Regions from separate parts of the Mus musculus genome. Here region 1 is linked to region 2. A link is a loop called in an ENCODE intact Hi-C map of the cell type or tissue named here. Cell type or tissue: left cerebral cortex. All regions are shown on one strand.

Region 1 (8,000 bases), 160 kb after region 2:
GAAAACCTCAAAAACTGCAACAGTTTTAATTCCAATCTGACCTCCATTTTTTTTCCCTCAGTCTGAGTCAGTCACTCATTTCCACTCCCTGAAAGTTGCCTGTAAGGAAGGGTATCAGAAAGGAAGAGTCAGATAACTGTCCAATTAGATAGTCCAACTGCTGGTGTCTGAGGGCTTTGGTTACTTAAAAGGAAAAGAAAACGGGTCTTGAGAGATGGCTCTGCCCTTCAGAGCACTTACTGCTATGGATTGTGTGCCGCACCCATATCAAATGGTTAGCAACCACCTGTAACTCCCGTTCTAGGAGGTCCAATGCCCTCTGGCCTTCACGAGCTCCTGCACTCAGGTGGTACATACACTTATGCAGGTACAAGTAAATAATAAATCAATCCTTTAAAAAGAGAAAAGAGAAACAACACTAAGGGATCCTGACAACAAATACAAACCTGAAAATAACATATATTTCTTCAATAAATTTTACCGAATAGTGCTTAATCTCTAGCCAAACATGTGTGATGATGGTTGGATCCTTCTGATCTTCCAGGACATGCACACTGGAATAGGAAGGACAATTACAAAAATAGAGCATACTTAATAATATACAGAAAAAGATTATAAAATTGCCCATGGTAGAAAGGGAAGTAGAAAGACATAGGGAGACCAAATCCAGTTTGCTCACCTCACAGTAAGACTCCAATATTGAGTTGAAACCAACTGCAACCATACAGATGCGGCAGTCAATGCCTGTAATTGCAGCACTTGGGTAGCCGAGACATGAAAACCACAATTTTAATACCTGCCTGCACTACATGGTGAGTTCAAAGCCAGTCTTGAGCTATATAACCACACACTGTAAAAGAAAAAAAAGTCAAGAAATAAAGAAAAGAACAATTGTTGAAATAGTTTAGACATTCAAAAATATAGAGAGTCAAATGGGTCATATCTTACTACCAATCATACTTTCTACAAATGTTCCTTCTCATTTTTAAAAATGTGTACTTGAACACAATGGAGTTTCATGCCACTAAATCGATTCATAAAGACATTAATAAAACTGTAGAAAATATATAACAAGTTGTTGCTATTTTATCCAAATACAAAGCGCAAAAGTTTGCTTAGTTGTGTTCATATTCAAAGAACATGCAAATATAAATTATAATATATTCCATTTCATAAACTGCTAGCAAAGAAAATCGCAAGCTATCAACTAACTAGGTGTACTATATACAAGTCTTCTATGTAATTGTGAAGAATAAGGATGTGATTTTCTTGTCTAGGATATTAAAGATTTCATAATGGAAGTTTTCATGTATTTTCCAGTTTCCTTAAAACAAATGGGGGTACTTGAAATGTTTCAGTTTTCATAAATAGAAGGAATAACTTACTTAAGACATGTGCCTGCAAAGTGATTGTCATAACAATTGGCCATAGAAAAGATATTAAAATGTCGGTCTGGTATAAATTCGAAATTTTTAAGGTGGGAAAGAAGGAAGTGCATTTAATTTGGAAATACACTGGGGGGTAAGAATTGACAATATGCTGTTTCTCCAAAAGAGCTTGATTTTGGAAGATATGATGAAACACCATGAACAAAGTTACCGTGGGCAGGGAAGGATTTATTCATTTTACAGTTGTACTCCATCGTATTCAGGGAAGTCAGGGCAGGGACTGAAGTAGAGAAAACAGAGGAGTGCTGCTTGCTGCCTTATTGCCCATTGCTTGCCCAGCCTGCTTTGTATACAACTAAAGACCATCTGCTCAGCAGTGGACCACCCACAATGGCCTGGGCCCTCACACATCAATCATCAATCAAGAAAACACTCCAAAGACTTGCCTTAAAGGCCAGTCTTACAGAGGCATTTTGTCAGTTGAGGTTCCTTCTTCCAGACACCCTGGCTTGTGTCAAGTTGTCAAAAAAAACAAAAACGAAAACGAAAACAAAAAACAAAACGAAAACAAAAACAAACCCTAATCAGCACAGACATTATGTGTAGGTTGTGAAACAACTCTCATTCAAAAAAGAAAAATAAAAGAGCTGTCTGTATTTGAAAATAAAATAACTTCAGAGCACTCACACACACACACACAGACACACACACACACACACACACACACACACACACACACGCGCGCGCGCGCGCGCGCGGCGCGCGAACACACAAAGTTACCAGAAAAAGCATCAGAGTGAAACAGGACTCTAATTTCTTTACAGTAATCTCTCTAAATCTGTTTTCTTGGGTTGTTTTGGTTTGGTTTGGTTTGGTTTTTTTGCTTTCCACAATTTCAGTTGCCTGTTGTCAACCATGATTCAAATTTATTAAATAAAAAATTCCAAGCCGGGCAGTGGTGGCGCATGCCTTCAATCCCAGCACTTGTGAGGCAGAGGCAGGTGGATTTCTGAGTTCGTGGCCAGCCTGGTCTACAAAGTGAGTTCCAGGACAGCCAGAGCTACACAGAGAAACCCTGTCTCGGAAAAAAAAAAAATCCAGAAATTAACGATTCATGAATCATAAATCGAAAGCTGATCTCAGTAGTATATTAAATTCTTGTGTCCTTCCATATTGAGTCATCCCTTCGTCCAGTGCACTCAGCTATACACGGATTTCACCCAAGAGTCAGTAACTATTTTAGTTGTCATATGAGCTGCTGCAGTGCGTGGGGGCAAATAACTGTTATTTTACCAACAAATGGTCCCAAGGCACAAGATAAGTAATTCTGGACATTTGGATACAGCAAAGTAAAATAACTTACTTTGGGAAAGACGATAGAAACAAGATACTCTCATATTTTGCATAGACAAGTTTTAAGTCAAAACTGTAGGAATTAAACGGCGCTTTTTCTTTTCTTTTTAATTGTTATATACTAGGTACAAACTACTCATTTATTAGTTTCTACTTGCTTTGAAAAGGTAATCGTTGGTTTTGAACACTGGTCAGCTGGCTTACGAGTGGGGAAAAGACGCTACGGGCGGGACAAGGAAGAGCTAGGGAGCAGGGCGAGGGGGGGCTGCGAGGGCGGGGGAGCAGGGCGCGTGGCTCAGGGCACGTGGGGCGGGGGGCTGCGAGGGGGGAGCAGGGGGCGGGGCTCGGGGTGCGTGGGGCGGGGCTTGGGAGCCGTCAGCGTGGGTTCCGCAAGAGCATCAAAGTTCAAGATGGCTGACCAGGAGTCGGATGCGTTTGACCAGATTGTCGAGGAGGAGTCGTCCTCGGATGAGGTAAACTGCCCTACCTAAACTGAAGGGTTCGCTAAGCCCCGAAATGTTAAATCTGTGAGAGGTACTCCTGGAGAATTTTAAGTAAAACAGTCTTTGTTATAACTACGAGGCCCATTCAGTTGTGAGGACGTGAAAGGGCCTCATTTGGTAGGCCTAATTCTCTAATCTTCGTAAGCGGTCGGCGGAAAGATGCTACTATCAACGCTCTAGAGCTAGGTACCAACGAGATGGGATGTAATTTTGTGAAGTTACCCTGATAGGACTTGTCGCTAATTAATGGGCCTGGTTGTGTCTGATCCAGGTGTCCTGGCAACCTTTTCGAAGGCGGAAGAGAACAGGGCTGTTGAGAAACGTAGGAACGGGATTCTCGGACTCGTTTTAAACCAGAGACTGTTAACTTCGTAATTCTAAGGGTAGGGGAAGTAGAAGCCATGGCGTGAACCTCGTGAACCTCGGGGTACTCACGCCCAGGGGCATTTGTGGAATTCAGAGGTCATCAGACTTGTCATGCCGGAAGAGCGTTTAACCGCTCGAAACCTCTCTTAGCCGGTCCCTATTCTGAAAATATATATATATATATGGGAGTGGGCAATCTGGGAGACAAAAAAGAGTCCAGTTTCCACCCTAGAGGCTGGAGCCCCTCAGACCGTGAGGACGTAGGGAAGCCGGTGCTTTTGTAGGCTAGACCAAATCCCCACGTGTGAAGAACCGGATCTACTGCAGTGGCTTTCCCCCTTCGAGATGCTTTCATGCAGTTCCTCAGCTTGTGGTGAGCCCCCAACCATAAAAGTATTTTTGTTCCTACTTTATCATTGTAATTTTCTTGCTGTTATGAGTTGTAATGTAAACAGCGTATGCGACCCCAGTGCAAGGGTGGTTCGACCCCGAAGGAGTCGCAACCCGCAGGTCGAAAACCTCTGGTCTATTGGGTAGGGTTCCCAGATTTGAAAAAGATTTCCTAATGCCCACTTAAATTTGGATGTCAGCTAAGGAGCAACTAATTTTGCAGTATCAACATGGCCTGTGTGCCGAGGTGGTGATACACATTCGTTGTTAATGTGATATTCAAATGGAACGGGCTGTCGCGTTTGCCAGAACCATGTTCACCCAGCGGCCGAGTGGAGGAAGGGCCTCTGAGGGAATTCCAGGAAACTCCGAGGACCAGTGGGCATTAAGTGGGAGTGAGGATGGTCGGAGGGGAGCTGGCGCTGCATGGCGCAGAGTCGCTGAGCATCGCTAGGGCGACTTCCTCCGCACCTCTCCACCTCCGAACCTGCATGGGCCCCGGGTAGCCAAGTCCACACAGGTGGGGGCTGGCGGCTGGGAAGCAGCCCCGGCCGGGGAGCTGCGTGCTAGGACCGCCTTCCATCCCCCACAGGGGTGGAGCCAGACCGAGGTGGAAACCGCCTGCAGCTCTATCTCCGAGGTTGAGGAGCCGCAAGAGAAAATGGAGCCGGCCAAGATGGCGCCTATCAAGAACGCTCCGAGAGATGCCTTGGTAAGCGCGCGCGGGGAGCAGGGCCCGGCGCACTCCGTAGCATTGGGACCTGTGAGACAGGCCAGCCCGAGCGCTTGCCGGGGGAGCCCGAGCGCCTGGCGGGGATCGCGCGCCGTTTGCAGCCGGTAGACGTGGCTGGGAAAGGGCAGTGGAGTCCCCCTGTCCCTGGGGCTCCGTCCTTGCTCCTGGGGAGCCCCTCCAAAGGGCTGCCGCGGGGCTTTGTCTCGCTGGCCCGAGGCCACCCCCACCCACAAGTCCGCAGCCTCCTCGCTTCACGAGGATTCCCTGACTGCGACATGGGTTCTGATGCTAGTAGCTTCCCTCGCTGACAGATCCGAAAATGACAGCCAGCTGGACCCACCCCTACCTCTGCCTGGAAAGCCGGTAAAGGCCATTCTTGTGCCTTTGCTCCCACCCTTGCTAAAAGTTTTCAGCAAGAACATATGCCTGATTTTGTGTGATCACTGATAGGCAAACACTGGGAGAGGCACAAGGAGGAACGGTTTGCTGCATATAAAAATATGCCTTCCATCCAGCCTTGATTTCTTTCACTTAACATCGCGCATTCCGTCTGGCATTTTGTCTTTCTTTGAATCCACAGGTGATGGCACAGATCCTGAAGGATATGGGAATCACAGAGTATGAGCCAAGGGTTATAAATCAAATGTTGGAATTTGCTTTCCGTAAGTTAAATAAGTGAATACACCCAAAACCTGACCTCATGAATTAGAGAAGCTCGTTTGCTATAACACTTTAAACCAAAAGCAGTTGTTACTAATCTAGAGATGAGTAAAGCACTAAAAAGGAGCGCAAGTTAAGGGGTTGTAGTATTTAGATATGGCATGTCCGCATAAGTAAAGTATGCGAATAGGACAATTAGCGATTAAAACCAAAATTCATAAAGGTTCCAGAAATTAGCGGAACCTTTAAAAACCAGGGAGCATAAATAGTAAGGTGCTTTTAGGTTAGTCTTGGTTATGCATACTGTAATCTAGCCCTTGAGAAGGAGAGGCAAGAGGATCGGAAGTTCCAAGGGATCCCTTGGCGATATAGTGAGGCCGGTATGGGCTAGTTAAGATCCTGCCTTGAAATCTCTTCATTCGTTTAAGAAAAAATTATTTTGCTCTTAAAGGATATGTGACTACAATTCTGGACGATGCAAAGATTTATTCGAGTCATGCTAAGAAACCCACTGTTGATGCCGATGACGTGAGACTGGCCATCCAGTGTCGGGCTGACCAGTCCTTTACCTCTCCTCCCCCAAGAGATGTGAGCAAACGTTTATTTGCAGTTTTTCTTACTTACACTTTAAAAGGTATATTTCTAATGAGTATTTTTCTCTATTAGTTTTTACTAGATATTGCAAGGCAGAAGAATCAAACCCCTTTGCCGCTGATTAAGCCATATGCAGGACCCAGACTGCCACCTGATAGATACTGCTTAACAGCTCCAAACTATAGGCTGAAGTCCTTAGTTAAAAAGGTAAGGTTTTCTGGACAGGTGTAGTAACTAGTGCCTATAATTCCAACAGTAGGGGTGCTAAGGCAGGAGGATTAGGGGTTCAAAGCTGTCTTAGGCTACATGAATTGCTTATGTCAAAACGGAGGACAGGGGAGTTTTAGTTAGCTTATGGGGTTTTTTTCATTAATTTATTTACTCACTTTATATCGGGATCCAAGCCCCCCTCCTCCCAGTCCCCCCTCACACAGCTTCTACTCCCCACATCCTCCCTTCCCCTCTGAGAAGAGAGAATCCCCTGGGTACCCTCCTACCCTGGCACATCAAGTCACTACAGGAGTGACTACAAGTCTCCCACTGATGCCAGACAAGGTGGCACAGCTAGGGGAAGAGAATCCACAGGCAGGCAACAGATTCAGGGACAGTCCCCACTCCAATTGTTCGGAGACTCAAATGAAGCTGTGCTGTGCTGCACATCTGCTACACATGTGAGGGGAAGGGGTCTAGCCCATCCTAGCACTTTGGCGGTTCAGTCTCTGGGGGCCTCCACGGGTCCAGGTTAGTTGACTCTGTCTGTCATATGGAGTCCCTATCCCCTTTGGATCCCTCCATCTTAGGATTTTTTTTTTTTTTTGTGTGGTTTTTTGAGACAGGGTTTCTCTATAGCCCTGGATGTCCTGGAACTCACTTTGTAGACCAGGCTGGCCTCGAACGCAGAAATCTGCCTGGCTCTGCCTCCCGAGTGCTGGGATTAAAGGCGTGAGCCACCATGCCTGGCTCATCTTAGGTTTTTTTAAAGAGTGGAAGTAATAGGTAAACTTACAGAAAGCCAAATTCCTGTAGATGGCACAGTAAAGGTTAAAATAATTCTTGGAATTTTTTTTTCAGAGCTAGAAGAATTTTATTATTTCATCTAACCCAGTGGGAATTTTTTGCATTGGAGTCAGGGACAAAGCTAGGACTGACTCCCAGATCTGGTAGCTCACAAACTTTCCACTTTGCCATAGCTTTTTGTGTGTGACATCCAATAGTGAGGTGAATGGTATGTCATTCATATCTAGACTTTTTTTCAGACATATGACCTAAGGCTCTCTGAGCACTGAAAAGAGAACTCTCTTTATTGGGCCACCCTTGTTTTCTGAAACTCTGCTATAAGACAGTTTTATTTTAGGCAGAATTAAGACACTGAGTATTTCGGCCATCAGTGGAAAGAGAGGCCCATTGGTCTTGCAAACTTTATATGCCTCAGTATAGGGGAACGCCAGGACCAAGAAGTGGGAGTGGGTGGGTAGGGGAGTGAGGTGGGAGGGTTTGGGGGACTTTTGGGATAGCATGGGAAATGTAAATGAAGAAAATACCTAATTAAAAAAAAGACACTGACTATTTAAAATCCAATATTATAATACAAGTGAGCATTTATCTACCTTAAATATACAGAACTGAGCCGGGCAGCGGTGGCGCATGCCTTTAATCCCAGCACTTGGGAGGTGGAGGCAGGTGGATTTCTGAGTTCGAGGCCAGCCTGGTCTACAGACTGAGTTCCAGGACAGTCAGGGCTACACAGAGAAACCCTGTCTCGAAAAACATATATATATATATATATATATATATATATATATATATATATATATATATATACACACAGACACACACACACATATACGTGTGTGTGTGTGTGTGTGTGAATGATAGTGTTGTATGTACAGATATATGGACGGATGTAAAAACTCCCAATAATTGGTTTTAAAACAGAAGAGTTCAGTCACTCCTCAGTAACATGACAAAAAGAAAAACACAATAAAAGCAAATATTGTTGCATTGGATCATCCA
Region 2 (8,000 bases):
AAAAAATTCTTTTCAGGGGAGGAACAGAATAGTAGGTTGTTAAAATACCAGTAGGGTTGTCAAAAGTTGGCTTTGGTGGATCTGGTATGTTCTGATGGTATGAGAAGAAAAATCTGAAAAGATGAGAAGCTATGTAACACAGTCAGAGGGAAAAGATAGTGGGACACATCATGGCCCTTCACCAACTAATAGAATCAGGGGTTAGGCAGTCATGTTTCCAAAGTTGAGCCTTCAGGTAATGGGGCTGCTTCCAGGACACACAGGAGAAATTTCCTGTTAATAAGGAGAAGCCCTTTGAAGTGAGGAAGCACTATTCTATCCAAGTGTGGGAGTCTGAATGAATGATATCATAGGAATGTTTAAAGTGAGTGTAGATGCTAATTGTCCAATCTGTAGCTAGGTGTATGACACCCATTGGCCAATGAACTCTGCATGCTAAAAAATGAAGGGAACTTGCCTCATCCACCCATTGGGGAAGCAGCCAAAATCATAATGGTAGCACTCTAAGACTGTTGTCAAGCCAGATGGATATGGGGGTTCCTAGAAAACTACCATCAGTGAGCCTATCCAGAGGTCCAGGAATGGGAATTCCCACAAAAACATAAGGGCCTATCCATTACCTTGTAATAATTATCAAGCATTTGGACCACAAGAAAGATATTACCTGAATTTGTATAGAGAGAAGAGTGGTTAGGGTTGAGCGGATTCCAGGGCTGAAGAGAAACTGGACATTGGAGAAGGCAAGTGTGACAAGTCTGGGAACAAAAGGAGGAAGTTGAGGACAGTGCAGAAGGGCTGATCATGTTGCACATAGGTAGGGTCAAGCCACGGGTTGAAGGATAATAACTTTAAGGGGCCTGGGGATGAGCAGAATGGCAGGTTCTTGAACATTAAGGCATAAGGGGCCAGCTCTGAAATATAGAGAAATGGGCAACAGGTCAGAGTGAGTCTCCTATTCGTTGGACTAGATGGACTAAGACCTACTTACGAACACCAGAGCGGTAAAGGTCAGGAAGTGTCAGGAAGGGTTGGGAGCCCAAGGGCAGGAGTTCCTGAGGGCCTGATTCAGGGCTATAAAACCTTGCTGTGTGTCTGGACTGGAAACAGATGACAATGAGATCATCTTTGGATGCAGCATAAGAAGGTTGGGAGACACTAGGGAGGACACTGGAGACCTACAACTGTAAGTAGCCACTGTGGCATAAAACTGAAGGGGGGTCTCTCTGTCTTAGAACTACTTGGGTCTACTCTATTGGGAGAAGAATGTTGTGGGGAGAGGGGGATATTTGGAGGGAAGAAAAGGGAGAGTCAGAGGGAAAGACAGGAGAGAAGAAACAAGAGAACCTGATTGCAACTGAAAAACATTCCAGAAATGATAGGCTTTGTCTCCAAATCCCTGCTGAGAACCTGCCAGGTAAGTTGCTGGGAGAAGTTCTAATCAGGGTCAGTCCAAGTGAAAAGATTGCAGAAAGATATCAAGATTTTGTTGGAGTATAATGGTGAACAAGGGAACTTTAGTGTCTGTTATTGAAAATGGAGGTGATGTCTGGGGGATCTGAGAGGAAATAGTAGACAGTTGGGGGATTCATGGATGGACAGCAAGTAGGAGACTATCGTCCTGTCAAAAGTCTAGAAAAAGGTGGGAGAAACATTGGGCCTTCAAATACTAAAGATGGGCATGTTGTCAATGGCAACACAGTTTGTGGGCATGGGGATATTCACAAGGTGAGTAGAACAAGATTGACACAGGTAAAGCCAACAGGAGGCAGAAGACTTGTAAAGAGAGAACTTCCTACCATTTTTCTGGCTCTGAACCTAAAGTGATTGAAGTTCCTGAGAATTTGCCAAGTCACATATGCTATTAATACCACAGAGAGTTATTCAATTTATATTAGGACTGGAGCATTGGATAGGTCAGATTTTACTCCTGAGACCCCTGACCTGTGTCCCTGTCAGGATGTCCATCAACTGTGGGACACTTCCAGGGGAGGACAGAAAAGGAAACATCAGGCATCCCAGTAAGAACTCCTTGGACTCTCCATAGAGGAAGTATCCAAGGAACAGATTTCCTAGTCACCTTGGGAGAGAAGGAGCGAGAAAAGAATCACTGAACACTTCCAAGAAAAAAACAAGAAGCCTTCACAATGCCAGAGCTGCTACAGAAGGGAACGTGAGAGAAAATGGTGGAGGGAGCTGAGGAGGAGAGGGAGTAGAGGAGAAGAGAGGAAAAAAGGAGAGAGATGAGAGAACAAGTGGGAGAGGAGAGAAGAGATAGGTGAGAGTAAAAGAGAGAAGTGAGAGATAAAAAGAGTGATCCAGTCCAATGGTTCACCTAGTACATAGAGTGTTGGAGAAGGGATACATTCTGAAGAGGGTTTGGGGTATCATGAGCAGGTTCCCATACTTCTACAAAATGTATAATCATCTTCATGCTAACTGAGTGCAAGACTGAAAGAAAGGAGGAAGAAAGGAGAACAGGGAGGGAAAGCCAGTGACCTCCCAGAATAGAGTACAAGATGACCTACCACAATCAGCTGCTTCCTGGGTTGCAAGAAGACCCTAACACTCTGGACGCAGATCCACAGCAGTGGGGACAGATTAATTTTGAAATAAACCTTAGGAGGTCTCTCATCACAGAAGGTGTTAGAACAAATGTCTCTTACAGGCTATGGTTTTATCAGAGATGGGGAAGGGGCTGAGGTCAAGTTGAACAGGTGAAAATCATGGTTAAACAGAGATGCACAGGAATGATGTTAGTGGTGTGAACTGTGGGAACCTGGCTATGGGAAAATGAAACTGCTAGTGACAGGAAGGAGGGATTATTCAAACTGGAATTTATTGACAGGAGGAGACAGGGCTGGAATGAAGGCTGCCAATGACTCATGTTCTTGTTCTCTCCCACAAGCATGGGCAGTTGTCCTAATTTAGGTTTGTTCTTTGGGTGGAGGTTGGCCTTCCCTCACAAGGCAGAGAGGTACTTTCTTGCTTACAATGGCCCTGTACTTTGTTGATTGGAAATGTCCTGAGAGAAACATATAGCTGAGTAACTTTTAGAACTCATGTCTAAAATGTCCTGACTGACAACAGCAATAATAGGAAGGAGTCCTTTGGAGCAAAAATGAGCTGATTCCTTGAGAATAAGCAGGGTGGCCACTAGATAGAGCTCTAGGGCTTTCTAAGATAATCAGGAAATAGACAATTCTGGCATCCATGTACAGATCTTGCTTTGTCTTTGTTTAATCTTCAAGTATTCAATTTATCAGATGTACAATTTTATACCTTTGTAATAATATTATAGCATATACATAATATTCTTTGCAGACTTGTTTATAATGACAAAAATATATTTTAAAACATATCCTATACCTACTTGTTAGTGACTATATAATATATGGAGATAGTGGAGCACTAGAAAATGCTTTATTAGCCTTATTTATAATAGCGAGAAACTGGAAAGAACCCAGATGTCCCTCAACAGAAGAATGGATACAGAAAATGTGGTACATTTACACAATGGAGTACTACTCAGCTATTAAAAACAATGGATTTATGAAATTCTTGGACAAATGGATGTATCTGAAGGATATCATCCTTAGTGAGGTAACTCAACCACAAAAGAAGTCATTAGATATGCACTCACTGATAAGTGGGTATTAGCTCAGAAACATAGAAAACCCAAGATACAATTTGCAAAACACAAGAAAATCAAGAAGAGGGAAGACCAATGGGTGGATACTTCATTCCTCCTTAAAATAGGGAACAAAGTACCCATGAAAGGAGTTACAGAGACAAAGTTTGGAGCTAAGACAAAAGGATGGACTATCCAGGGACTACCCCACCCAGGGATGCATCCCATAATCAGCCACCAAACCCAGACACTATTGCATATGCCAGAAAGATTTTGCTGATGAGACCCTGTTATGGCTGTCTCATATGAGGCTATGCCAGTGCCTGGCAAATAGAGAAGTGGATGCTCACAGTCATGTATAAGATGGAACACAGGGCCCCCAATGGAGAAGCTAGAGAGAGCACTCAAGGAGCTGAAGGGATCTGCAACCCTATAGGTGGAATAACAACATGAACTAACTATATGAACTCCCCAGAGCTTGTATCTCTAGCTGCATATGTAGCAGAAGATGGCCTAGTCGGCCATCACTGGGAAGAGAGGCCCCTTGGTACTGCAAACTTTATATGCCCTGGTACAGGGGAATGCCAGGGCCAAGAAGCTGGAGTGGGTGGGTAGGGGAGCAGGGCGGAGGGAGGGTATAGGGAACTTTCAGGATAGCATTTGAAATGTATATACAGAAAATATATAATAAAAATATATTAATTTTTAAAAATGCTGTATTTTCTCATTTTTCTGCACCAACCCCTGTATCTTCAATATGTATACACAGAATATATATATATATATATATATATATATATATATATATATATATACTTCAAATATTTTTATTGAAGAAAATTAAGAAAAGCTTTTAAAGTAATTCATGATTTGTCAGTGTTCTTTGGATGCTTAGGTAAAAGGACTTGAGATTTTATGATTACTACTGAACTTTATTGCATTTATTATATCTCTTAGAAACTTATCCTCACAGAAGAGTGAGCCATAACCAACCCGATGAGAAGACTGTAAAGACTGGAGAATATTCAAAGAAGAAAATAAGAGATCACCAATTTGGTGAACACAAGACTGCCTCTACATTTAGTGACACAACTTTGCTTCTGAACAAAGCCATTGACACATCTGCTCCTCCTGGTACTCTCTGTCCTTACACTGTGAATACTGCTCCAGATACTAACACTGATAACAATACTTCAGACACTTACTCTCTGAATACTGTCTTAAACAGTTGCACTATTGACAGTGCTCCAAGAAACATGGCTGACAATAATCCAGACACTAATCCTACTAACAGAATCACTAGTTCTTCTGCTCATACCCCAAGCATTTCTACCTCAAATGTGGGCTTTTACACTGACATCAATAACAATATTATAGGCCCTTCCATAAGTAATTACAATCAAGTCACCTATGATGAAACTCACGAACCACCAGATGCTAAGAGTATTCCAAGCTGTACTTCTGAGAATGCTTGCAACACTTTCTTCTCAACTAATGATGGCCTCAGACCTTCTAATGTTGCCAGCATTTCTGAAAACGTTCATGGAGAGACAGAGGCTAACATGGGAGCTAGAGACAATAAGCAGATATTAGGTGAAAACCAAAAGAAGAGTCAGTCGTCAAATGCATCACTGAAAGGTAAACACAGGAACCCCATTCTGTTGTCAATGAGGGTACAAGCCAAATAATTTGGACTCACAGTGCATTTTAAATAAATTTTTATTATACATAATTATCTATTTATATGTGTATGTGAACAAGGGAGATCAGAGGGGAACTTAGGGGAGTTTGTTTTCTCCTTTCAAAGATGCAGGTCACTGGTTCAAACTCAGGTTATAGTGCTTTGTAGAAAGTACCTTTACTGTCCAGGTCACCTTGCCAGCCAATTCAAACTTTTAGAGTGCCATTCTCTGCTTCTGTTTCCCTTCACATCCACTTTTTCTAATTTATTTTTAATGTATTATTAATTGACATGTAATAAGCCTAAACTTATAAAATGCAATGAGACATTTTGATAAACATTTATATACGGGATATATAAATATAATTTGGAATTAGAAAATGAAGATAACTAACATCCATCATCTCACTTATCGATTAGGATTGGATTTTTCTTTTCTTTTTTATGTTGAAACATATGAAAATGTATGTCCACTGTATTGAAATATACCTTATAACGACTAAGTCATCCTGCTGTTCAATAACTCCAAACACCTATTCCTTCTACATGAATTTTATTTCCTTTGATCGGCAATTCCACCCTGCTCCGATTTCCTGATTATTATGTTTCTTACAACTTTACCTAATTCAACATACAAGTGAGATCATGACGTTTAATATATATGTTCACTGGGTTCTGATTCAAATCTTTAAATACAAATTTAATTGGGTCTTACTAGATTTCATAGTGATGACATATTTGCAGTCTGATCTAACTCTTTTCTCTTGACTTTCCCAAAATATTATTTTTGTTTGAGGTCTTTTTTCTTACTTTTAGAACACAATACAGAGTACAGAACACAGCCATGTTGTTTTGCCATTGGAAAACCTGTGGTATGTAACAAAAGTAAAGATTTCATGCTCTTCCATCTTTTCCATCTAAACCCTCCAAATTCATTTCTATTTTTAAAGCATTTACTGTGTTGATATTTTCATACTCTTCTGCAGCAATGCAATAAGATCCAGTGTGGCATCATTAAAGATAGGAGTGGTGGCTAATTAGTTAATCATAGTATTTAAGCACCTAATATGAGAATTGGAGCTAGTATGAAACAACTAAAGAAAAGTTTGCATTTAAAAGTAGAGATTATGACTTTTAAGTATACTGCTTGCATTTTCTTCATTTTAGGTTTCTAATATTCAAACCCAATCTGCTACTGTTTCATGGACTCAGAAGTGTAACAAAAAATGTGATATTAATTCTTCTATGACATATGAATTGGCACTGTCCAGCAATGGTAAAAATGGACCCTATAAAAACATTTATATGTAAGTGTTTTTAATTATCTTGCATTATTTAATTCAAGCATACAATATAAACATATAGTCACTGTGCCCCAACTTGCACCTAGGCTGAATTCCTCATTTTCTCCTAAATTCTTTTTGACAGGAGTGGGTATCTAGTAGTAACTTACCAAGCCAATCCACATAGCTTATTAAAATCATGGTATGTATTCAAATATCTACTCATCAGCTAGGCAGTGGTGGTAATCACCTTTAATGCTAGCACTCAGGAGATAGAGGCAGGGTGATCTCTGAGTTAAAGGCCAGCCTGGACTACAGAGGGAGGGCCAGGAAAGCCAGGGCTACAATACAGAGAAACACTGTCTTGAAAAACCTAGATAGATAGAAGGATGGATGAATGGATTGATACAATTTTATTTTGATAATTTTTCTTCTTATTCAGAGACTCGATATGAAAATGTAAATTTATGCAAAGTTTTATTTCTTTGATAATTAATACTTAAAGTTGTGCTATCTAATAATCTTAGCCAACAATCCTCTATGCTGTGTAGCAGAGATGGGGTTATGCAAAATTGGCTTGCATGGAAATCTTTCTCTGGTATGTCATGTATTTTATGAGCACCACTACCTTAAAAAGATAAACAAGTTAGCTTTCAGCATTGTGAGGAGGAGAGGGAAGAGGAGGAGCTACATCAGGAGGAGGAGACTGCCTATTTGCTTCCACCTCTGATTACCCTTTGCTCAAAAGCAAAGTAGCCTTTGATTAAAAGTATCACTATCTTCCATTTTAGAGATTTCTTTTTAGGATCTAGAGCTCTAGATGTCTTTGCTCAGGAAGACATAGCTGTAGGAATATAATCCCTCTGTTCGTGTGACAGACAGGATCTCACCCAGAAAGTTCTTCTTAAACTGAATAAATTAATTGTATGAGGCATGCTGTTCTTCTAAAGCATTTGGTATCTACACACTTTTGAATAAGCTACTTAAGACCAAACCTAAACTATTTTGGTTAAATATATACAGTAATAAAATGCAAACTGGATAGTTTGAATGAATATGGTATAAATATATACTGAATGAAGAGACAAGACAAACTCAGAACTACCTGGTGGCTGCTTTCCTGATGACTACTTTGTTCAGCTCCTTCAGCTTCCTCTTGGTGCAGGTGTGCAGATGAGTAGTAGAGTGGATTTGCAGATGTGTATCCCCACCCTCTGAACTTGAGCCTTAGAGACATAGAGCAGTTCTGTGGTGTGTCCACTAGATGGTGAGATAGTAAAAACCACATAGCTCCCAGATCATACCATCCCTCAAAAACTTGATATGCTCCTCAATGGAGGCTGCAGCCTACTAAGAACATTACTTTGACCTCATATAAAGTGGTTTAAAGTGATTGAAACTTTCAGAA

The links. Hi-C counts contacts between places; a loop is a spot of excess contacts. Peaks named below come from ENCODE experiments on the same cell type or tissue, not always from the same donor. Only the 100,000 strongest peaks of a DNase experiment are listed, where the experiment ranks them.
Region 1: it touches region 2 in a loop (3-fold over the local background); 4 of 42 quality-filtered maps call a loop at or near these places.

Annotation. Positions count from the first base shown.
Region 1 is chrX:106,216,291-106,224,290 of GRCm38, reverse strand. It overlaps Taf9b (TATA-box binding protein associated factor 9B), which reads left to right and starts at 4,449. Exons shown (of 7, transcript NM_001001176.2): 1 at 4,449-4,712; 2 at 5,314-5,395; 3 at 5,845-5,981; 4 at 6,060-6,194. The coding sequence starts at 4,662. In left cerebral cortex, a CTCF peak has its summit at 4,320; DNase peaks (open chromatin) are centred at 4,612 and 4,981; H3K4me3 peaks cover 1,507 bases; H3K27ac peaks cover 1,266 bases.
Region 2 is chrX:106,380,657-106,388,656 of GRCm38, reverse strand. It overlaps the pseudogene Gm6325. Among named protein-coding and RNA genes, the nearest start is that of Mir6382, 75 kb to the right of the region's middle. In left cerebral cortex, CTCF peaks have their summits at 3,148 (motif pointing right) and 7,848 (motif pointing right); DNase peaks (open chromatin) are centred at 3,144 and 7,849.